Regions from separate parts of the Homo sapiens genome. Here region 2 is linked to region 1. The links are chromatin contacts, found by Hi-C or POLR2A ChIA-PET in ENCODE. All regions are on one chromosome and are shown on one strand. Each heading gives the region's core, a stretch centred on a gene start or an enhancer-like site at or near the end of the contact. The rest is flanking DNA. Distances are from core to core; before and after follow the strand shown. Region 1 holds the start of MACORIS (macrophage enriched lincRNA repressor of IFN-gamma signaling). Region 2 overlaps LOC107984219 (a long non-coding RNA gene).

The links. A loop is a pair of places that touch in the nucleus more often than their neighbours do. ChIA-PET counts read pairs that join two places held with the same protein, here RNA polymerase II (POLR2A). Pooled maps may share reads with other maps.
Region 2: a map of endothelial cell of umbilical vein shows a loop between it and region 1 (13-fold over the local background). The contact joins the enhancer-like site here to the promoter of MACORIS in region 1. A Hi-C loop is called at or near these places in 2 of 168 maps with a recorded cell type or tissue (endothelial cell of umbilical vein and mammary epithelial cell) and 4 of 50 pooled maps. POLR2A ChIA-PET finds 5 or more read pairs at or near these places in 1 of 52 experiments (CD4-positive, alpha-beta T cell).

Annotation. Positions count from the first base shown.
Region 1 is chr10:31,705,332-31,709,353 of GRCh38, reverse strand. MACORIS (macrophage enriched lincRNA repressor of IFN-gamma signaling) reads left to right here and starts at 1,907. Exons shown (of 2, transcript NR_184023.1): 1 at 1,907-2,048. RefSeq lists an enhancer at 1,469-1,658.
Region 2 is chr10:31,945,882-31,949,903 of GRCh38, reverse strand. All of the region lies in intron 2 of LOC107984219 (a long non-coding RNA gene), which reads right to left. Among named protein-coding and RNA genes, the nearest start is that of ARHGAP12, 19 kb to the right of the region's middle. Within about 2 kb of position 2,128, at least 7 of the 41 ENCODE cell types and tissues checked have a DNase peak (open chromatin) inside an H3K27ac peak, as active enhancers do; they include endothelial cell of umbilical vein, where a contact is called at or near this core.

The DNA of each region.
Region 1 (4,022 bases), core at 658-3,157:
CAGGAGCCTGCACCAATTTAGAGCTCACAGTCATAGCATGACCATATGTCCCAGTTTGCCTGGGACAGTCACCATCTACACCTGTCGTTCTGGCATCGTTATTAATAGCTCTCCTTTTCACTCTCATCGGTGTCCAGGTTTAGACAATAAATTATATGGTTACTCTAACTTTTCATCTGAGACAAGGCACATTCTTTGGTTTATACTGACACCTGTAGGCATACAAAATGGCTTGGGAGAAATGGAAAAGTGGAAGGCTCTCCCTTTCCTCAGTCTCTGGGATTGCCTCCAGACTCTGCTGAGAACCCCAATTATTTGGTGTGATTCTAGAAAGGGGCAATGGAGGGGGAAGATTTCTCCTTGAGGCTGCTACACACTCTGCCACCATAAATGTCCAGGGTTCTACAAACACTTAATACTCCAGAAAGGATGTTTTGACCACTCCTGTTGGTGACAGGAGTCACCATCAGTTTCAGGTCAAACTATGAGACCCCATGGCTGCGTGAGCTTTGTAGATGTTCTCTGGATGGGAGATACAGCCATGCATGGCCCGCCCTTGGGGATCAGCAGTTGTCTGCAAAATGCAGGAAAAGCATCATGTGGACGACATAGGACTACGAGCCAGGGGATTTTCACAGCTGGAGAGGCTTACAAGGAGGCTCGAGCTGGTCAGTTTCAAGGTTTCTGGGCCTGCGTGTTGGAAATTAGGTCACCCTTAGTCTGCCTTGACAAAGAAGACACAGGACATTGGAGGGTGATGTGAGATGCAGTACACGAGGGTCTTACCCTCTCATCTCCCCCGGGTTCCATCACGACACCTGGACTCCAATCTGAACATCAGAAACAATACAAAGCACTTTTAAAAAATTAAATTCAGAGGTCGGGACAGCTTGGGCAGGACTAATTTGTGTGCTTGGCTGTCACAGTGATGGATTTGAGACAGATTAACCCTTGGGCTCCTGGGCCCAGCAGCCTGGGATTGGGTGGGGGGGTGCATTTTCCCTGCATGAAATTACCTTTGTGTAGGGCCCTCTGTCCCAGCAGATGCTGCTCCCTTCTGTTCCCTCACACCCCTGGGCCAACTGTTGTAAACCCCAGAAGAGTGAAAAGAAGCAATTGCCAAGATAAGAAAGCAGGCTTGCAACTGTGTTTGTCCTACTCCGAGTCATTCGGGGTAGGAAAGGGAAACACAGGATGTCTGACTTCCAGGTATTCTTGTAGGTTTTTACGGGGGCTTTTGTTTTTGTCTTTTCTTATTCTTATATTTTTTTAAGACAGCCCTGTGTGGTGAAGTCTCTAGTAAGATAGAAACCTAGGGCTTCACCAGTTCCCTCTGAAAAGGGTTTGAACTGGATTCTCTCAGACTCCCTGTGAGAAAATCCCAGCCATGCCCCCTGACCCTTGTCTTGGGGCTGTGGGGGCTGGGCTGGCTGCCTTCTGGCTGACACTCTCGGAGCAAGCAGACCATAATGAGTCAATTCTCTGCTGTCTGCTATTTAAAACAACGGGTTCCTTCCTGTTTCCTACGCGCTGACTGAGGCGTCTTCTGTGTTAGAAAAAAAAAAGAAACTCAGGAATAAAGTGCCTCCTCTCACAATGAATGGGCTACACATTTCGGCCCGCAGTGACACAAAAGCTCCTAACTGTTTCATCTGTACAGATGGCTCTCATTTGGTGTTGGTGGCATGACTCTGTGAGGTAATTTCCCACATACTTGGTCCATTTAACTGGAGGAGGGTAAAAACCTCCTCTAAGCCAAGTTAGAATCCTCCAAGAAATAGAATTGCTCTTAGCCCTGAGTGTGAAATTTTTGCAGAAGTCCCTGAATTGCAGATGTTCCCTCCAAGAGGGAAGGAGGGAGAGTGCGCAATCTCCCTGGTCTGAAGTGAGAACGGCCTATGCTCTCACTCTTTGTTCCCCTCCCCAGGGAAATCCAGTTACCCACTGGGAGTGAGCTGCCCCCTAACCCCGCATGACCCTGTTCCCCGGGAGGGGCAGCCTGGGGAGTGACAGGCATGACCTCGATGGTGGGCCAGGGGCCTCCTCAGGTGAGTCTTGACCTAACTTTGGCTCTTTCTCTATTTCTCAAACTAAGTGGGAGGGATGTTCAGAGGGAAGCCAGGTTCCCTTGGTTATGCAACACTTGAGTTGCAAATTTCAGTAGCAATATAGAAGGCAAAGCAGTTCTGGCTTTCTTAGCGACACCACCCAGCTTCCGGGTCCAGAGGGACACTAAGATGATTATCTCTCTGTGTGCACAGCTCGGTGACGCTGGGGGCCCAGGCTTCCTGGGGGAGACAGACCAGCCTTAAGAATGCTCAGGAATTGCTGGGACGTTGGTTCATTCACTCATGCAGCAAATGTACTGGTCCCTGGCACCAGCTGCAGATGCAGAAGATGAGCACGTCATGGCTCCCTCCTGCAAGAGCTGTCAGTTTTTGGATGGTGGGAATGTAAGAGACACATCAGGGAAGCAGGTTTCATGGAGGAGGTGCTGTTGGGCCAGGTCCTGAAGAGAAGGGCTAGGACTATGTTAGGCTGAAAGGGAGGATGACATTCCCAACAGAGGGAATAATAGGAGGAAAAGCACAGAAGACATATACATGTGGTATGTTTAATAAATGTAACAAGCATCAGTGTCATGTCTCAAGTGCAAATGTTGGCACTCTGTCAGGGACTGCACGTGTGAATAACTAGATGGGCGTGGCCAGAGTATGGTGTATATGTATGTGTGTGTGTGTGTGTGTACATGTGTGTGTATGCGTGTAGCAGGAGGCCTGTGAAGGGGTATAGGACCAGAGGCTTGAAAAGACATGCTAGAATCAGACTGAGAAAAGTCTGTTAGCAAAAGGAAGCCCAAAAAGAAGCTTTAAAAAGCTCAAGATCTACAAGAGTTGGTTGGTTCGAATGAGATAATCAGGCTTGTATCTTCAAGTGCTCATCCTGGATAACATCTGGGGAAGGGGTTGGGAGGGTGCAGTGGGCAGGAGGCTAAGGACTAAGTAGGAGTACTGGAGATGGGGACACCCCCTTTGTGCTTGGGGGTGGCATGGGGAAGGGGAGGAGGCCCCCGCTGGAGTGGCAGGAACGATATTGGAGCACTTACTGAGGTGCTGAACTTTGGAGCAGCTCATCCAGGGAAAGAAAGTGAGTTCATTGTTGTGAATTTGGGCTTCCAGAGGGACAGCAGGACCAAGCCCATATTGCAGGGCTGTCAGGCTTTGCAAACCCACGGATAGGCATGTAGAACCCCCGAGACAGGGAAAGATCCTGCATGAATGAGAGGAAGGCCAGGAAGGAAGCGGAGATGGAAGAGATCAGTGCCTAGGGCCCAGCAGGAAAACAGGTGGCCAACCAGAGAGCTGGAATGGGGAGCAGAGGGATGGGGGAGCCTGGGGTCTGCAGCAGTGAGAGGTGGGCACAGAGCCAGCCTGGGGGGTGAATGGCACAGGACACTAGAGAGGCAGGACGGGCCTCATGACTACTGCCACACATTCCTTCTGCCTCTTGGCTTGGGTTTGGAGAGACAAGACTCAAGAGCTGGTGGAGGTTGGCAGTGTGGAAGGCAGAGGCTTGGAGACCAAATTGGGATGAGGAGAGAGACATGGGTTCCCTGACACCCTCACCCAAACTCAAACCCCAAGGCCAGCTCCACAGCCCATGCCTGAGCTTCAGCTCCTGAATTCAGGAGGAATTAATGTTCTCAATGCCAATATGGAGTGCCCCCAGGTACCAGCTGAGGCTGTTCTAGGGCAGCTTTGTCAGAGATGCCTACATTTTCTTGGTACCATTCCCATAAGAATGTTGGGTACTTCCTGCTGTGACCCTCTCAAAGCACAGGGCTTTCCTTTTTTCAGTAGGTTTTGACTTAAAGCCAAGGAAATCCTCGTCGAAAGGCCCTCTTGACCACTTACTGGCCACAGGACCTTGAGCAACTCAATAACCTTCTCCAAGCCTCTTGGAGTTGCTGTGAGTGAGTGAGCTAACATCCATGGCACTCCACACTGCCCCAGTCCACATGA
Region 2 (4,022 bases), core at 879-3,378, 240 kb before region 1:
AATGGCGTGGACCCGGGAGGCGGAGCTTGCAGTGAGCCAAGATCGCGCCACTCCATTCCAGCCTAGGCAAGAAAGCGAGACTCTGTCTCAAAAAAAAAAAAAAAAAAGAATATGGTTGATAATTATGTCTCATTAATATCTTTTTAACCACAACAATCCTTGTGATGGTCAAAATGTTTATCATCCCTCAAAATTCATATGTTGAAATCCTAAACCCCAAGGTGAACCCTCATATACCAAATTAGAGACCTTGTAATATATGCCCATGGGAGCTCATTGGCCCTTTCCACCATGTGAGGACCCAACTGAAGGCACCATCTATGAATCAGAAAGTGGGTTCTTAACAGACACTGAATCTGCTGGCACCTTCTTTAAAACATTTGTAATTTCATTTTCATTTTTAGAGACGGGGTATCGCTTTGTCTTGCTTTGTCACCCAGGCTGGAGTGAAGTAACGTGCTCATGGGTCACTGCAGCCTCAAACTCCTGGGCTTAAGCAATCTTTCTGCCTCAGCCTCCTAAGTAGCTAGGACTACAAGCATGGGCCACCAATTCCCTGCTATCTGCTGGGAACTTGATCTTGGACTTCTCAGACTCCAGTACTGTGATAAATAAATTTCTCTTGTTGGTAAGCCACCTAGTTTATGGTATTTTGTTATAAAAGCCTGAACAGACTGTGAAAATCCCCGCCTTTTTTTTTTTTTTTGAGACAGAGTCTTACTTGCTCTGTCACCCATGCTGGAATGCAGTGGCATAATCTTAGCTCACTGCAACCTCTGCCTCCTGGGTTCAAGCCATTCTCCTGCCTCAGCCTACCGAGTAGCTGGGATTACAGGCACGTGCCACCACACACAGCTAATTTTTGTATTTTTAGTAGAGACAGGGTTTCACCACGTGGGCCAGCCTGGTCTTGAACTCCTGACCTCAAGTGATCTGCCCGCCTTGGCCTCCCAAAGTGCTGGGATTACAGGCGCGAGCCACCGTCCCTGACCACACCCCCCCTGCCTTTTTTTGTCTTTTATAATATTGATAGTTTTGAGGAGCTCAGGCCTACTACCTCATTTTATTTAGATTTTTATTTTTCTTTAAAAATTAAAAAAAAATGTTTTGTAGAGACAGGATCTTGCTATGTTGCTCAGGCTGGTCTTGAACTCCTGGGCTCAAGCAATCTCCTCACCTTGGCCTCTAAAATTGTTGGCACTGCAGGCATGAGCCATTGTACCTGGCCTAATTTAGATGTTAAAGGATTGTAACAGTGTTAGTAAATTTTATGACAATTTGAGAAAGAGAAACTCCTAAGTCATTTTGGACTAATATTCATCCTGTCACTTTGAAGACTATGCTAAATTTTGAATGTGAATGAATCTCATTTTAAGAACTAATACCCTAAAATTGCTTAATGACTCAAGTGTGCTATTATATAATAGAACTTAAAAGTAGAAAACATCTAATACTGCATTTTTTCCTAGTGAAGGGATAAGCAGTTGAGACATTTTAGCTCTATTTTGTTTTGTCATTTTTGTTTTATGATCACAGGATTACTTAAAAAGGTGGACAGCTGGGCACGGTGGCTCACGCCTATAATCCCAGCATTTTGGGAGGACAAGGAGGGAGGATCACTTGAACCCAGAAGTTTGAGACCAGCCTGGACAATGTAGTGAGACCCCGTCTCTACAAAAATTTTAAAAAAATTAGCCAGTTGTGTTGGCGTGAGCCTGTAGTCTCAACTACTCAGGAGGCTGAGGTGGGATGATCACTCGAGCCTGGGAGATTGAGGCTGCAGTGAGCTGTGATCTTGCCACCGTACTCCAGCCTGGGTTGACAGAGTGAAAAGAAAAAAGAAATAAAAAGGGGACCTAACTTTTTTACAAGCACGATTTTTGTGTAGTGTATATAGAAAGTCAATTTTTTAATGTGTTCAGCAGCTGAAATCGTTGTATACTTCCCCATGTGCAATGGAACAGAAAAACGCTCGTTGTTTTAGAACACCAGAATATGCATGAGACATAAATGTGTTTTTCCCTGATGAAAACAACTTCATTTCACTTCCGGAATTTCAAAACTACCATCTGGTAGTCAACCCTGTTTTTCCACCAGATGGCAATAACCCATAATGGCTGAGCAGGATGAATGGAATGTACACAAAACAGTGCAGGGTGTGAGCATTAAAAGGGCTGTGAACGTGAAATGTGGTAATGTAGGAAAAACGATGAGTCCCAGGAGAAGAGGATAAATAATGGATTGCTAAATCTGGCACCCTTGGAGCTAACAACATCCATCATAAAAGGGGTCACATCATTTAAGAGCAAACTTTAAAAGCAGAAAGCGTTCCAGTATTTGTTATTTTTTTTTGGTTTGTTTTCAGAATCACATATTATAGAACAGCTGACAGAGTGGAAAAATTGTTGATATTTAAGTAGAATCTGTACCAAAAACATATTGTATGTTCCTAACAGAAGTGATAAATTCAGAGAGATTATTTTAGGAAAAAGGAGGGAACCGGAAGAACTGCTGATGAAATCTGCAGGCCACTTCTCTTCCCCTCCACCATGACTTCAAGAATCCTGCTGACACTTCACACTTCTCTTCCCAAGTCTGTTTAACTGGGTACACCTATTTGGTTTGGATTTTAGGTGGCATAATACAACCCAACCCAATGCTATTCAAACTCCTGTAAATAACTGACAGCAGGCTACAGTCCCAAATTACAACACGATTTTCTTTTTTGACAGGTTTTATGTAAAAAGACTTTCGCCCCCTATTAAATATCTGTCATTTTCTCTTGCTCTGGGTTCTTTTTCTGAGAACTAGACATACCTCTGATAAAGGTCATGCTATTCTTTTTGGAGACTAAATAATACCAATATTTATCATTATTTTTACCATTTTCCTTTCTTTCTTTTTGAAAAATAACAATATGGGCCTGGCGTGGTGGCTCATGCTTACAGTCCCAGCACTTTGGGAGGCTGAAGGGGATGGATCACCTGAGCTCAGGAGTTCGAGTTCGAGACCAGCCTGGGCAACATGGTGAAACCCCAGCTCTACAAAAATTACAAAATTATCCAGGCCCATGCCTGCATGCCTGCAAGGCTACATGCCTGTAGTCCCAGCTACTTGGAGGCCGAAGCAAGAGGATTGCTTGAGCCTGGGGGGCAGGGTTTGCAGTGAGCCAAGATCCTGCCATTTCACTCCAGCCTGGGCAACAGGGTGAGACCCTGGACCTTGTCTCAAAAAAAAAAAAAAAAAGTTAAGGAAAAAATAAAAACAACATGGAGAAACCCCATCTCTACTAAAAATACATAATTAGCTGGGCATGGTGGTGCATACCTGTAATCCCAGCTATTCAGGAGGCTGAGGCAGGAGAATCGCTTGAACCTGGAAGGTAGAGGTTGCAGTGAGCTGAGATCGCGCCATTGCACTCCAGCCTGGACAACGAGAGCGAAACTGTGTCTCAAAAAAAAAAAAAAAAAAAAAAAAGAAGTAAAGAAGTTCCAGCTTGTCAGATAAAGACCAGAATTTTAAATAGACTGGAAAGAACTAAAACAAAGGTGGTTATTAGGGCACATGCTTACACAATTTCATAGGAAGCAGGACCATTTCCTTTTGTTTTGGTAAGTACATCAATGATCTATCTAATATAGGCGAAGATGTACATAAAACAAACAAAAAAAAAGAGATGAGATCTAAGCAATTCAGGTTTCCTTAGAAAATATTTTTTTTAAGGGTGCTCTAATGAAAAATGTTAAGCTCTTCTCTCTCTCTAACATTTTTATGTTCACTGTAAATGTCCTAAGGAATCAATATAAAATTCTTGAAAATATGGAAAAGTAAAAAGACATCAGTCTAAAGACAACTAATATTAACATTTTTGGCTGGGTGCAGTGGCTCACGCCTGTAATCCCAACACTTTGGGAGGCTGAGGCAGGTGGATCACTTGAGGTCGGGAATTTGAGACCAGCCTGACAAACATGGAGAAACCCCGTCTGTACTAAAAATACAAAAAAAGTAGCGGGCCATGGTGG